Regions from separate parts of the Mus musculus genome. Here region 2 is linked to region 1. The links are chromatin loops, found by intact Hi-C in ENCODE. Cell type or tissue: left cerebral cortex. All regions are shown on one strand. Links, peaks and the distances in the headings refer to the core of each region. The heading gives the core; the rest is flanking DNA. Region 1 overlaps Cacna1g (calcium channel, voltage-dependent, T type, alpha 1G subunit). Region 2 overlaps Cacna1g (calcium channel, voltage-dependent, T type, alpha 1G subunit).

Evidence for each region. A loop is a pair of places that touch in the nucleus more often than their neighbours do. Peaks named below come from ENCODE experiments on the same cell type or tissue, not always from the same donor. Only the 100,000 strongest peaks of a DNase experiment are listed, where the experiment ranks them.
Region 2: a loop joins it to region 1, with 3 times the contacts of the local background. A loop is called at or near these places in 6 of 42 quality-filtered maps.

Annotation. Positions count from the first base shown.
Region 1 is chr11:94,464,026-94,470,585 of GRCm38, reverse strand. Cacna1g (calcium channel, voltage-dependent, T type, alpha 1G subunit) reads left to right here. Exons shown (of 35, transcript NM_001177888.1): 2 at 4,359-4,470; 3 at 4,632-4,765; 4 at 5,090-5,187. Among named protein-coding and RNA genes, the nearest start is that of Cacna1g, 6.9 kb to the left of the region's middle. In left cerebral cortex, for the core only: no CTCF peak of the experiment used is centred there; DNase peaks (open chromatin) are centred at 1,652, 3,116, 3,822, 4,016 and 1 more place; H3K27ac peaks cover 1,475 bases.
Region 2 is chr11:94,409,877-94,416,436 of GRCm38, reverse strand. Cacna1g (calcium channel, voltage-dependent, T type, alpha 1G subunit) reads left to right here. Exons shown (of 35, transcript NM_001177888.1): 31 at 1-31; 32 at 338-694; 33 at 4,821-4,998; 34 at 5,237-5,406. Among named protein-coding and RNA genes, the nearest start is that of Abcc3, 20 kb to the right of the region's middle. In left cerebral cortex, for the core only: no CTCF peak of the experiment used is centred there; DNase peaks (open chromatin) are centred at 2,212, 2,701, 3,184 and 3,608; H3K27ac peaks cover 1,650 bases.

The DNA of each region.
Region 1 (6,560 bases), core at 890-4,889:
GAGGAGTGGGAGGGGGGCCAGAGAAGGAGAGGGGAGCCTGCCAGGAGTTGAGGGGAGGAGGGGGCGGGGGGGGGGGGTAGGCCTGAGAGACAGGAGTCCTAATGGCTTCCAGAAGTGAATGTGAGTGTGGAACTGTGCGTCACTGTGTGTGTCCAAGTGTGTGTCTCTAGAAGGGAGGAGGCCCTAGGAATTTCTGTAATCTTCCTTGCCATTGTCCCAGTGCCCCAAGTCTTCCCAAGAGAGGATTCTCCATTGGGTCCTCAGGAGAGAGAGAGAGAGAGAGAGAGAGAGAGAGAGAGAGAGAGAGAGAGAGAGAGAGAGAGAGAGAGAGAGACAGACAGACAGACAGAGAGAGACAGAGAGAGAGACAGAGAGAGAGAGACAGAGAGAGATTGAGAGAGAGAGAGCTCACACATAAGGGGGTTGTTTGAATCTCATATGTCCCCTCGTCCCATTTCCAAATCCTAGACCATCCAGAGCAGATTCTGGGGAGAAGAGCTGAGGCAGAGAATTGAGTGGAACTGGGGTGGGGGCAGAGGATCTTGGGTAGTCTGTCCCAGATTCTTCTTTCTTCTGGGTCATATGGACTCCTCTGCACGTACTCTGTTCCACTGCTGGGGGACTCCCCATCACCCCTAGTGCCAGTTGGAGCCATTCCTGGGATTACCCCTCCACCCTGGCCCCCCTTCTGCTGTTCCCGCCCCAGCTCTCACCCCGCCCAGCCTGCCTCAGCTGGGACGGCGACAGACACACTGCACACACACACACACACACACACACACACACTCACACACACACATACCCCAGTCACAGAGTTTGAATCAGATTTCTGGCCTATTTCCCCTCCCAAAGATTCCAGTGGCCCTCTCTCATGTGTCTCTGTGTCTTCTGTCTCCTGTCTCTGTCTCTGGGTGGGGCTGGCTGCCTTTCAGGCAGGCTTCAGTTTTCAGTTTAGTTGGAAACCTCTCTCCCCACACACCCACACACCGGAGCTGGGGGCGCATGGGGAAACAGGGTAGTTAGTAGGACGGGGCCATTGTTGGGGATTCCCCTTTTCTGAAGAAAAAATAAATGAGCACAGGCCATCAAACTAAATCCCTGCATTGTCTTCCACCCTAGGAAGCATTGGCTCCCATAGACTACCAACCTCCTGTTGGGACGGGTGGAGCAAGAACCTGTGTCCCATCCCCCAACTCTTATTAGAAGGCCAGAATTCCTGGTTCCAGGCCAATTTCCTCCTCAGTATTCCTTAGTCTCACATTTCCAGACTTCTGGGAGGGAGAGAGGCAGCTAGAAGGCCTGCTTGCTGTCTGGGTTCACACCCTGGGCCCAGGGCCTTAGATCTCTAGTTGCCAATAATCTAGGCAAAAGCCCTATCTAGATAAAAACCTATGGAGAAGACTCATTTGTGGATATAGCATGCTCTATTTCCCTCTCCCAGGAAAGAGAGAAGGGGGGAGGGATGGTAGAGAGGTCTGCTTCTGCTGTTCTCGCTTTCTCTGCTTTTGATGGTGGGTTATGGGGAGAAGAAAGATCCTCCCCTCTCCTGCTCCCACCCTTTGGGATCCACTCCAGCCCGGACAGTCACCATAGCAACAGTAGACATGTGACCGCACAGGTCTCTCATAGTCACTATGGCAACCAGTGTCCCCCGTTCCCTTGGTTACCATGGGGATCTGTCACATGGTTCCCCCCCCCCCAACCTGATAACCTGTGGGTCTCCCTGCTTCTTTTTCCTTGCATAAGGACAAGAGAGCAGTCTGGGCAAGGGGAAAGAATGTGTAAGGGGGTGGGGAGGGGTGTCTCTTCAGTTTCCATGGCAACAAATCCACACCACCTGGTGACACATTCTTCTGTTGTTATGGCAACAGAAGAACATCACACAGTGACATAGTGCCGTGTTGCCAAGGAAACAAGCCCCACCCTGAAAAGGGTGAAAGACCCCCCCCACACACACACACACATACCTTAGATATTCCTCTATTCAGATTGTTCTAGATTTGCCAGTCCTTTTATACCTACCTACAGTGAAGGGGAAGCCAGAGTGCAAGGGATATGCCTGGGTGCAGGCTGGATTGCCAAGGGTCCGGAGAAGGGGATTTTGGTGAAGAGCCTGATATGGGGTTGTCTGGGGGCAGGTTCTGACTATCAGAGGCCCCAGACTGAGTGTGTCTGGGACAAAGTTCCTCCATAGGTCAAGTCTGTTCCTCCTTACATCACTGTCATGAATTTGTCACTGTTCAGGGAAACATCAGGAAATCATGAATGGGGAGGCACATCTGGCTTCTAGATTGGCAGATGAGTGACTGATAGACACAGTGGCTCATTCATTTATTCTTGCTGATCATTTGCTCTGGACTGCATATGACACTGGGCTTTGTAGTGTGGCTGCTGTTAACGCTGTGACAGAGCCAAGCACATGGATGACTTGACCAGGTAGGGCCACTGTCATTGGATGTCCAAATAGATACCTGGGGCCCTTCTCCCCCAACATTGTTCTCCAGGGCCCCTCCTAGGCCCTGTCTCTCCTGCAGAGGAGAATGGGCTAGGTTGGGGGAAAACAGACCAGTTATTAAGGGTAATTGTGTCCTTTCCTTTCCAAGTGGTGGCTTCCTCCCTTTCCCCCCTCTTCCAGAGTGACCTCTGGCTGACCCCCATTCTGGAGAGAGATCCATCGCTACAGTCAGGAAAACAAACAGCCCCTGTAGGAATACTTTCATTTACCCCTCTCACCTACTAAGCCACTTTAAACCTAGGATAATATTTCATTTTTTTACTTTTTTTTTTTTTTTTGAGACAGGGTGCAGCCCTGGCTGTCCTGGAACTAACTCTGTAGACCAGACTGGCTTCGAACTCCAAGATCCGTCTACCTCTTAGGTGCTGGGATTAAAGGCGTGCACCATAGTCTCTTTCTCTTAAGGGATGGATATTAGGGAAACTGAAACATCTTATGACTTCTAGGGTGTTAGGCATGGGTGGTGATAGTGATGTGCACCCCAGAGAAAAGAGCCTGGCTAGATAGAATGAGGAAGGCTTCAAAGTGGCTGAGGGAGAAGTCAGGGTTGGTGATTCAGCACAGAGGTGGGGGATGGGGAAGGCCAGCTGGGAGGCTGAGACTGGTCCTCTGAACCTCCCTGATCACCTCCTCAGGCCTGGTGAAAGCATTACCACTCCAGAAGCAAGGCTAAGACAGGAAAGGCCCATGGGCTCCAGGCCCTGAGTGGATTGGCAGGGCAGACGACAGGCAGCTGCAACCCCTTTCTTCTTTCTGGACTCTACTTGTCTCTGGTTTCTTTGCTCTTTCTGTCTCACTCCTGTTTTTCCACGAGGAAACTAGGGTGTCTGGTTGTATATCTGAGGGGTCCAGGGCCCGGAACCTTCTTTATCCAGAGGGGATCTTGTATATTTTCATGCCAACGGGCTGAAGGTCAACCACGCAACAGAACTTATGTAGAAAGGCTCGGGATGGAGAAAGAATTCCCTCTGCTCCTAGCGGCTTGGGTTTAGAAGGTACAAGAAATATGGTGGCAGTCTGGCCTCACGTATGGCACTGATGTCCACTCCGCAGAGCTGAAGCTTGTCCCCAGTGCAGGCCCTGGCTTGGAGAGCAGTTTTGATCTGAAAGGCATGGACATGGTGACTACAGGCTGAGGACTTTGAGAAGACAGGGAGCTGGCAGTTGGAGAGAGAGCTTGGGGCTCCTCTGAAGTGTCAGGGGTAAGGAGGGGGTTGACGATGTAGGCTTGTGTATGTGTAGTGCAGGGAAGGAAGGCGACAGAGTAGGCCACAAGCTTGGAAGCCTCAGTCTCATCCTGGCGTCTTGAGCAACTCTGGCACATGACTTGGCTTCAGCTCTCTGGGTCTTGCTGTCCTTGGGTTTCGGGGGTGGGGTGGAGTGGGGTGGGGTGGGTGGGTGGGGAATAGAATGATCCACCTTGGATGCTTCACGGGGCTGTTGTGAGCAACGTCGTGGCATTGTGCGAAAGTGCGTGGTAAACTGTAAGGCAGGCTTAATCCGACTGTAGGTTTGTGTAACACATTCGCATACATTATCTCACTTGCTTCTCACATCTATCCGGTGAGCGAGGAGGATGAGATTCACAGCAAACTCGTGGAGCCTGGCATTTCCACACGCACAATCGATGCTATTCCCTACATGGCTTGTGCAAATAGCCAGGGTAGTCATGGCTTTCTCTACCTTACAAAGGAGGAAGATGGGATCGAAGTCTCTCAGGGTGGGAGTGGGTGGTGGTGGTGGTGGTGATGGTGGTTAATAGACAGGTAGCAAGCATTCGGGATGCCAGGAGAGGCTCCCATCAGCCCTGGCTCTGGATAGCTGTTTCCTTGACACCTGATACGTGGTTCGAGCGAGTCAGCATGCTGGTTATTCTCCTCAACTGTGTGACTCTGGGTATGTTCAGGCCGTGTGAGGACATTGCCTGTGACTCCCAACGCTGCCGGATCCTGCAGGTGAGTGTGTGTGTGTGTGTGTGTGTGTGTGTGTGTTAGTGGTTCTTGGATCTTAGTACCCTGAACTCTGTTCTACCAGATCCAACTGGTGGGTTCCAGGTGGGGTGTGTGTGGGTGTCCCCCAGTCCCTCAGTTTCTTCAGCCCCTCCTTTCTACGTCAGGCCTTCGACGACTTCATCTTTGCCTTCTTTGCTGTGGAAATGGTGGTGAAGATGGTCGCTTTGGGTATCTTTGGGAAGAAATGTTACCTGGGAGACACTTGGAACCGGCTTGACTTTTTTATCGTCATTGCTGGGTGAGGGCTTGGGCTAGGGTGGGAGAGTAGTGGGCAGATCTCCTGCCTCTTTGGTTGTCCATTCAGCCCAGGCTGCCTGCTTCCAGTGCTCGGGCCTGTCCTCTGAATCTCACCATCTTCCTTTTGAGTCGGAGGAGACTGTCATTGCTTGGTGGGAGGTGTCCCTGCCCGCTAGACAGAGAGCTGATCTTCAGCCTCCCTTGGTAGAGGAGAGGGGAGAGTCCTGGGTCACTCTGTCACCTCACAGCAGGAGTCTTCCCTGGCCTCTTTCACATGGAGTTGGCCTCAAACTCAAAGGGCCTCCTTCCCGGCCCCTCCCCACAGGATGCTGGAGTACTCGCTGGACCTGCAGAATGTCAGCTTCTCCGCAGTCAGGACAGTCCGTGTGCTGCGACCGCTCAGGGCCATTAACCGGGTGCCCAGTGAGTGACCCCTTAGCCCTCACCCCTGGACAGAGGGCCCTCAGAGGAAATGTGGCACAGGCATCATGACCTGACCATTTGAAGCTGAGACAGAGAAGGGTTCAGTAGGGACCCAGTCAGAGCCCCTAGCTCTGGTGGTATCACTAGCAAAGCTACCTGGGAAAATCTCCATCCCACTCTTTTCAGCCAGGCTTTAGACAGAATCTTAGAAATACCTTAGACGACCCCTTCCTAGGGGAATAAAGGTGGGTGGGGACCAGTGGAGCAAGTGTCAGACCCACAGAAGGGGATACAAAGTGCTAGTGGCCCTCTCTCAAGACAAGGCTACTCCACGCCTTACCCTCTGGCCCTGGTTGTATTCCCCCGTCCCCACCCCCACCCCCCACCCCTTTCCAACTCTTGCAGTGACTGCTGGGACCATTATCTAAATTAAACCGCATTGGTTTCTGGAGCCAACAAAGGTTTGGCAGCTCCAGCTCCTTTGCCGTTCTGCCCCTCCTCCTTTGCAGGCCCCCTTTGCAATTCTTCAACCTATACACGATTGCAGATGGTCCCCACTGGGTCCTCAGGAGGGGATATCGTGCCTGACTTTATGCCTGATGCTGCAGTAGCCGTGTGTGTGTGTGTGTGTGTGTGTGTGTGTGTGTGTGTGTGTGTGTGAGAGAGAGAGAGAGAGAGAGAGAGAGAGAGAGAAAGAGAGAGAGAGATGCAGTTATCTCTGGGAGGGCAGAACAGCTGAGTGAGTCTGGGGTGGGACAGTGATGTTTGGTGCTAAGGTGGAGATCCAGAAGAGGGGCGTGGCTGGCCTCCTCTCCCAGGTGACAGCTACTAGATTTATAGACCTCAGACTAACCACTGCTGTAATTCCCTTAATGCAAGCCCTGAGGAATTGATCTCAGTTGGAGCGCTGAGGAGCTGATGGGGGGGGGGGTGAAGAACTGAAAAGGATTAGGACCGACTACAGCAAGGTGGCTGTAGCCATCAGGAAGGTTAATCATTTGCTGGTGTGCTGGTGTTTAGAACCTTTGCCCTAGAGAGAACAGGGCCCACCCAGGGCACTTTGGGGGTCAAATGGACCACTGGAGATCCATTAGTTTGACAAGAGCTTAGAAGCTCTGGGTTTTCTGAAGGCTAGTTCAAATGTTTGGGTCTTGGACCTGGAGGGAGGAAGGTGAGTGGGTCCCTAATAGGGCTTTTATCTGGGGCTGGGAGTATGTAGTGGCCTTGACCCTGGAGGGAGGAAATATTCCCCCAAAGATAGAGTTATGTCTCTTCAGACCCTGACTTCAAGATCTGGACCCAGCAGGAAACAGACACAGAGAACACAGATGCAGGGCTTAGGGGCTAGGAGTGGGCTCAGAAACCTGGTTACA
Region 2 (6,560 bases), core at 1,240-5,239, 54 kb after region 1:
CACTGGTGACAACTGGAATGGTATTATGAAGGTGAGAACCTGGGAACCCCTTGCCAGAGCTGCTGGAATAACAGGGAGGACACCCAACCTCTGATGTAAGAGTCTAGGAGAGGATGTTTTAGCCATGAATAAAAGCATACCCCCTTGTTACCCATGTCAGAACACGCTGGATTCTCTCTCTCCCCGGGACATGCTCTGATTCACTCATACCTCACAGCACCAGGACTCTGATGTTCATGCTTACCCAGGGCCTTCTCCCTCCGCACTCTGCTATCCCATGACCACTCATCGGCTGCCCTCCTCACCCTCATGCCTCTGCCCTCAACACCTCCCACAGGACACCCTCCGGGACTGTGACCAGGAGTCCACCTGCTACAACACCGTCATCTCACCCATCTACTTCGTGTCCTTCGTGCTGACGGCCCAGTTTGTGCTGGTCAACGTGGTCATAGCCGTGCTGATGAAGCACCTGGAAGAGAGCAACAAAGAGGCCAAGGAGGAGGCGGAGTTGGAGGCGGAGCTGGAGCTAGAGATGAAGACACTCAGCCCGCAGCCCCACTCCCCGCTGGGCAGCCCCTTCCTCTGGCCTGGGGTGGAAGGTGTCAATAGCCCTGACAGCCCTAAGCCTGGGGCTCCACACACCACGGCCCACATTGGAGCAGCCTCTTCAGGCTTCTCCCTTGAGCACCCCACGGTGAGCAACAGCGTCCCTTCTAAAGGGCCACGGGACAGGAGAGGGGTAGGGAGGGCAAACAGCAGCTCAGTGGGGTCATACAGGAGCCCAGCAGGGCAGGGGCTTCTCCATCTTCCTGCCCCTCTTACCTCGACGTTGAAGGAGCTAGCTGCCAAGTGCCCCTCCCAGAATGACTGCCCATATTCTCTGTATATGGCCGACCGCCCTCTAGCAGTGCGGTGGCAGTCTTACTAGCTCCTCTAGCCTGGTGTGGCTTCCCCGTCTAGGCTCCTAGGTTCAAGGCTAAGTTCTCTGTTTCCTTCTTGTTTCTTTTTCACCCTTACCCGATTGTCAAACCTCTTTCCTCCATGCTCTTACCTTCCATCTCCCTACCCTTTCCTTGTCTCTTTATCTCTCTCTCCCTCTCCCCTTTGGACTCTGACTATTCTCATCCCCCACCTCTCCTTCCTCCTGCACCTCCCCCATTCTCCTCTCTCATCTCTCTGTTGCTCTGTGTGTGTGTGTGTGTATGTGTGTGTGTGTGTTTGTGTGTGTGCGTCACATGGGCTCCACTTCTATTCTTTCAACCCCTTTCCAACAATCCCCTGGCCCTGATACTTCTCATTGTTACCCCTCTGATCCCTGCTCCCTTGACTCTCCCGGCTCCCCTTTTGGGCTGGTCCTCCCAGGACAGACAGCTGTTTGACACCATCTCCCTGCTGATCCAGGGCTCCCTGGAGGGGGAGCTGAAGCTGATGGACGAGCTGGCAGGCCCAGGGGGCCAGCCCTCTGCCTTCCCTTCCGCCCCCAGCCCGGGCGACTCCGACCCACAGGTTATTGTACCCTGTCACGTGCTCCTTCCTCTGACCCTGCCGAGTTGTGCCATGCTGTGCTGTGCTTCTGGGGTGGCTGGGGGTGTGTGGCTTGCCCACTGAGTATCTAGAAAAAGAGAGGCCTGTAGAGCCACATAATTGCACACTGCACCTGGCAGGAGACAGTGGGGAGGGTAGTCCAGGCTCTGGAAAGTAGGGAAATCATCCTATCAAGGGAGAGAGAGGGGGATGGAGGAGGGGCTGGAACAGAGCAGAGATGGGACAGTGGGACTTGGGGGGTAAAGAAGGCTAGGTATCAGGTCCAGATAAGAAGATCTGCAGAGGTTAGTGCAAGTGGCCATGGAACCCTTAGAGGTACCTGTTTTAGCTAGTCTGATTCTTCTGTAGTGTCCAGTTACCTATCCACACTCCTCTAGTGGCTTTTTGAGTACAAAGTCCACTGGATGTGATGAGGGCTGTCATAGGCAGTTTTCTATCCTGAGGGAATAGAAGTGAATTCTGGGGCATAAATGTGAAGCAGGGCTTGGTTTCCTCACCAGATGCAATTCCTTCCCGGAGCACCTAGGGTACTCCTCCTTCTGGGCACACCACACGCAGCTTACCCTGAGCTGTTGCTTTCTTGGTTCCTCCAGCCCTGCTCTCCTCCCATTGGCTCAATACTCCCTCAATCTCCCACCCCCACTCCAGGTCAGGAGCTGGGTGTGGACTACATCTGAAGCCTAGTGACACACCACCTGATGGGAGAAGGGGTAGGCTCACAGGTTCCTAGGCAGTCTTTAGCCTGGTAGGCAATCGACAGTGATTTTCACATGGTAAGGACCCGTGCCTCTTGTTAGAATCCAGTCTCAGACCTGGCACTGACCTAGAAAGGGAATGTAGCTAGTCTTCCCCCTTCTGCCCCCCCCCATTCTAAGCTAAGCCCATAGGAAAAGTGGAGGGAGGGGGGATAGGATAGGACACTGATTAGAACAGCCCACTCACCCAAACACCACTCACCCCACCCTCGATATCTTGCAGGTGCTGAAGCTCCTAGGTGAGCCAGCTAGATGATGTGGTGACCAGAGTGTGCCCCCTTCACACTGGCTGGGAGAGCACCTCCTTAAGGCCCACGTTGGAGAGGGGGAAGCAGGTTGCAGTCAGGCGGAGGAGGGCCCATGAGGGGAGAAGCCAGAATCTGGGGGCAAGCCAAGTCCTGCTAGGCTTTTGGAAGCGAAGAGAATAGGCAGAAAACAGCCGTCAGACTGGTGGCATTGTCCCCAGCGTGCCCCCCCCCATCCCCCGCTGCCATGCTGCTCTGTCTGCAGAGAGGAGACAGGGCTTTGCTGGCCTTTCTTCTTTTTATTTTGTTTGTTTGGTATCATCTTTATGAGAGTAGAAGCCCTCTCCTCCGCTCTCTCCCCGGGTGCTGGTAGTGTGGGAGGGGGCTGCTAAGATGCCTGGGGTATCTTTAGAATGTGTTTCTGCGTCTCTTGGTCTCTCTGCTTTGCCAGTGTTTGCTCTGTCTCTTTGGTGCCTGCTGCAGACTCTCTGATCAGCACAGGGGGTTGAAGTGGGAGAGGGGAGGGGCCGTGGGTATATTGGGCAAGGGGCGGGGAGTGAAATGGAATGCCTTCTTCCCCGCTTTGTGGAAAAGGGGAAGTGGGGGCTGCGAGTGTGCCCAGTGTGTGTCCTGGTTTCTCACGCCTGCTCATCTCTCTCCTGTCTAGATCCCTCTAGCTGAGATGGAGGCTCTGTCTCTGACGTCAGAGATTGTGTCTGAACCGTCCTGCTCTCTAGCTCTGACGGATGACTCTTTGCCTGATGACACTCACACACTCTTACTTAGTGCCCTGGAGAGCAATGTACATGCACACATCCCTTGCTGCTCCCCCAGCCTGGGTTCGGCTGGCTGCAGGGCTCCAGGTCTTCCTCCCACTCTGTGCCCAGGTCCTGCCCAGAGGCGTTCACTTGTGGGCACAAAGTGCCCCAGCCTTTGCTGGCATGAATTTTTTCCTTGTACCCCCTGCGGGTAATAAAGGAATTAGATAAGATAAAAACCAAGACCCTGCTCAGAGGGGTCACATGAGCAGCCGTGGTGACAGGGTTATTCCAGGAATGATAGCCCAAAACAGAAGTAGCTTGGGAGTCAGCTTCTGTGTTTGGAGCCCTGTACCAGCCAACCCTCCCTCCCTGCTCCCTCCTCCTGCCTCTCTCTCATGAGACTCACTAGTGTCCTGGGTGAGACCCATATCTTTGCTGTCACCACCATGCCTTTCCCCCTGGGGAACTGTTCCTGTTTCCTTTTGCTGTCCCTGTGTGTCTTTGTGTCCTGTCCTCAACAAGCTCCTGGGGCTTTGGTACTTTGACCTTCCTACCTTTCCTCAGTTTCCCCCTGCCCCCTCTCCCACGACAGTGAGCAGCCCCCCTCCTCTCACCCATTGCCTACTGGTGAGAGCTGGGTCAGCTGAGGCAGGATCTTGATCAAAGTCTGGGAGGGGCTCTAGAGGATGTGGCCAGTTGGAAGGAGTAGGTCCTGGGATTGAGAATAGAAGGGAAAGACTCAGGCTCTACTCAGCCTTGCCATCTTCCACTTGCTGGGACTGAGACCAGCTGAGCCCATGGGCGGGGAGGGGCTTTTCAGCCTCCTTGAGACAGAGTAGCCTAGCGAAAAGGATTCTAAAGAGGGAGAGAGACTCTTTGGGATCTAGCCTTGGTTTCTTCTTCTGGGGTCCTGGGCTGATCATTTCCTTTCTTTAAAACAGGTTTCCCAGACCCACTCCCACCTCAGTCTGTCCCCTGAGGGAGTACTGAGTTCCCAGTGCCCAGGACTTGCTACCCACCTCCACCCTCTAGAGTCTCTGTGTGATTAAAGTAGATCCGCAGAATACGATGGGACATCTCCCTTGTGTTTACCTGTTATTTAACCTGCATGGATCTAGCTCAGGCCTGTCCCCTGTTGATCCCTGGGGTAACTTTCAGACTCTCTGAGAGGATCACATGCAGTTCTGGGGGCTGCTCTCTTTTTTCTCCCCTCCTGGTCCTCCACCATCCCCAGCCCAGAGGCTCACGGGTGATTCTGTGGGCATGCTCTCAGGGTGGGGCCTTTCCACTCCTTCCTCCCTGTACGTAGAGACTCATTGTATGTCTTCCTATTTCCTTCCATGCTCATGCCCATTACCTTGGCCTAGGAGGGTGTGGAGGTGGGTGTGGGTAGGTGTATGTGGGAGGAGATTGTGGGTCTGGCGGGAGAGGGCTTAGTTCCTGCTGTCTAGCTTTTCCTCAGCTACCAAACCCCATCTGCATGCTCTTCACCCCATCCTCTCATCCTCTTGCAGATGGTACCTCACACTGAGGAGGGGCCAGTCCCCCTAGGACCAGACCTGCTGACTGTGAGGAAGTCTGGTGTCAGCCGGACACACTCTCTGCCCAATGACAGCTACATGTGCCGCAATGGGAGCACTGCCGAGAGATCCCTAGGACACAGGGGCTGGGGGCTCCCCAAAGCCCAGTCAGGTACCAAGTCTGGGGTGAAACAGCTTAGCTCACACGAGGAGAGACGACCTTGCCTAAGACCAACAAAAAGCAGTGTCTCTTATTTTGAAGAAACCCTAAGCTAAAGGGAAATACCCAGACTAGAGGAGGTAGCTCTCATCCTAGGGCAGTGATGGGTAAAGGCTCTGATGGGGAGGAGGACCCGAAGGAAAGCATCAAACACTATCTCTACTCAACCCTCCCTGTCCCTTCCCCACAGGCTCCATCTTGTCTGTTCACTCCCAACCAGCAGACACCAGCTGCATCCTACAGCTTCCCAAAGATGCACACTATCTGCTCCAGCCTCATGGGGCTCCCACCTGGGGCGCCATCCCTAAACTACCCCCACCTGGCCGCTCCCCTCTGGCTCAGAGGCCTCTCAGGCGCCAGGTAAGCAAGTGTGAAGGGCTGGACCTAGGTCCTGGGGTGAGACTCTCCAATTGGAATTCCTGTGCTGTCGGTAATGGCCAGAGTCAACACTTTTATTCTTCCAGCCAATGAGAGAGCAGCTCTAGGTACTAGGAACACGGTATTGGGTAAAAGAGAAGTAGTTGGGAGTTACCACCACCACCACCACCCCCCCACCTCATGAACACACCTTGTTTCACTGAGGAGGCCTAGGGGCCAAGGTACAGTTGTTGCCATGGCAACCAACATCCATTGGAGGTGGTACCCAGGTATCAAGGCTCCCAATCCCAGGTCCAGAGTTTCCACACTTTGGGCTAAACTGAAGGACGTAAGGCAGGGTTTACGTGTCTTTACTTCTGGCCAAGCCTGGGATCCACCATCCATGAACCAGAGAGTGACTTATAGAGCCAGATGATGCTTGTGTGCCTTGTGTTGATGTCTGTGTCTCCTGATCACAGATATAGGAATATCTGTCAGCATCATGCTCGTGGGGGTCAGGCATGGTCCCTCTTCCCACACCCACTCCCCTAGCAGCTTCCTGCTGCTAGGCACTGGGATACAGTTCCTGCTCTCTGAGCTCAGTAAGGACAGAGACACACATGCTATCAGATCACAGCAGTCACAGGTTAGAGCCCCATGGTGCTTGTGTATTATAGCAGGGAGCCCCGAGGAGACAAGGGTTAGTTTTACTTGAAGTGGATTGGCAGGTACTCATCACAGAAAACCCATGTTCAGCAGAGCAAGGGATGCTTGCCGTTGGGAAGGGAATTCAAGGCCGAGGGAATCGTTGCCTTGCTCTTTCTCCCTGAAGGCTAGAGGCACAAAGGGGCCAGATTGGGAAGCAGAACTGGCGTGAGTTCTTTCTGGCTTCCCAGAGCCCAAAGACTGCAGAGAGTTCCTCCTGCAGGATGATTTGGGGAAGTAGAGCAGGGAGGACAGAAGAAAGGTTTGGTGGTTGAAGGGGAGGTGTGGTCCACAGAGCTCAGAGGGCTCATCACCCCCAATAAGAGAAGCTAATAGGGTGGTCCTGCAGCTTTGTGGGGGGGTTAGGGACAGCCAGCATGACAGAAAGGATAAAGGATGATCCGAGTTGGAAAGGAAATCTCTGGTCTGAGCCCTGCTTCCACTCCCTACAG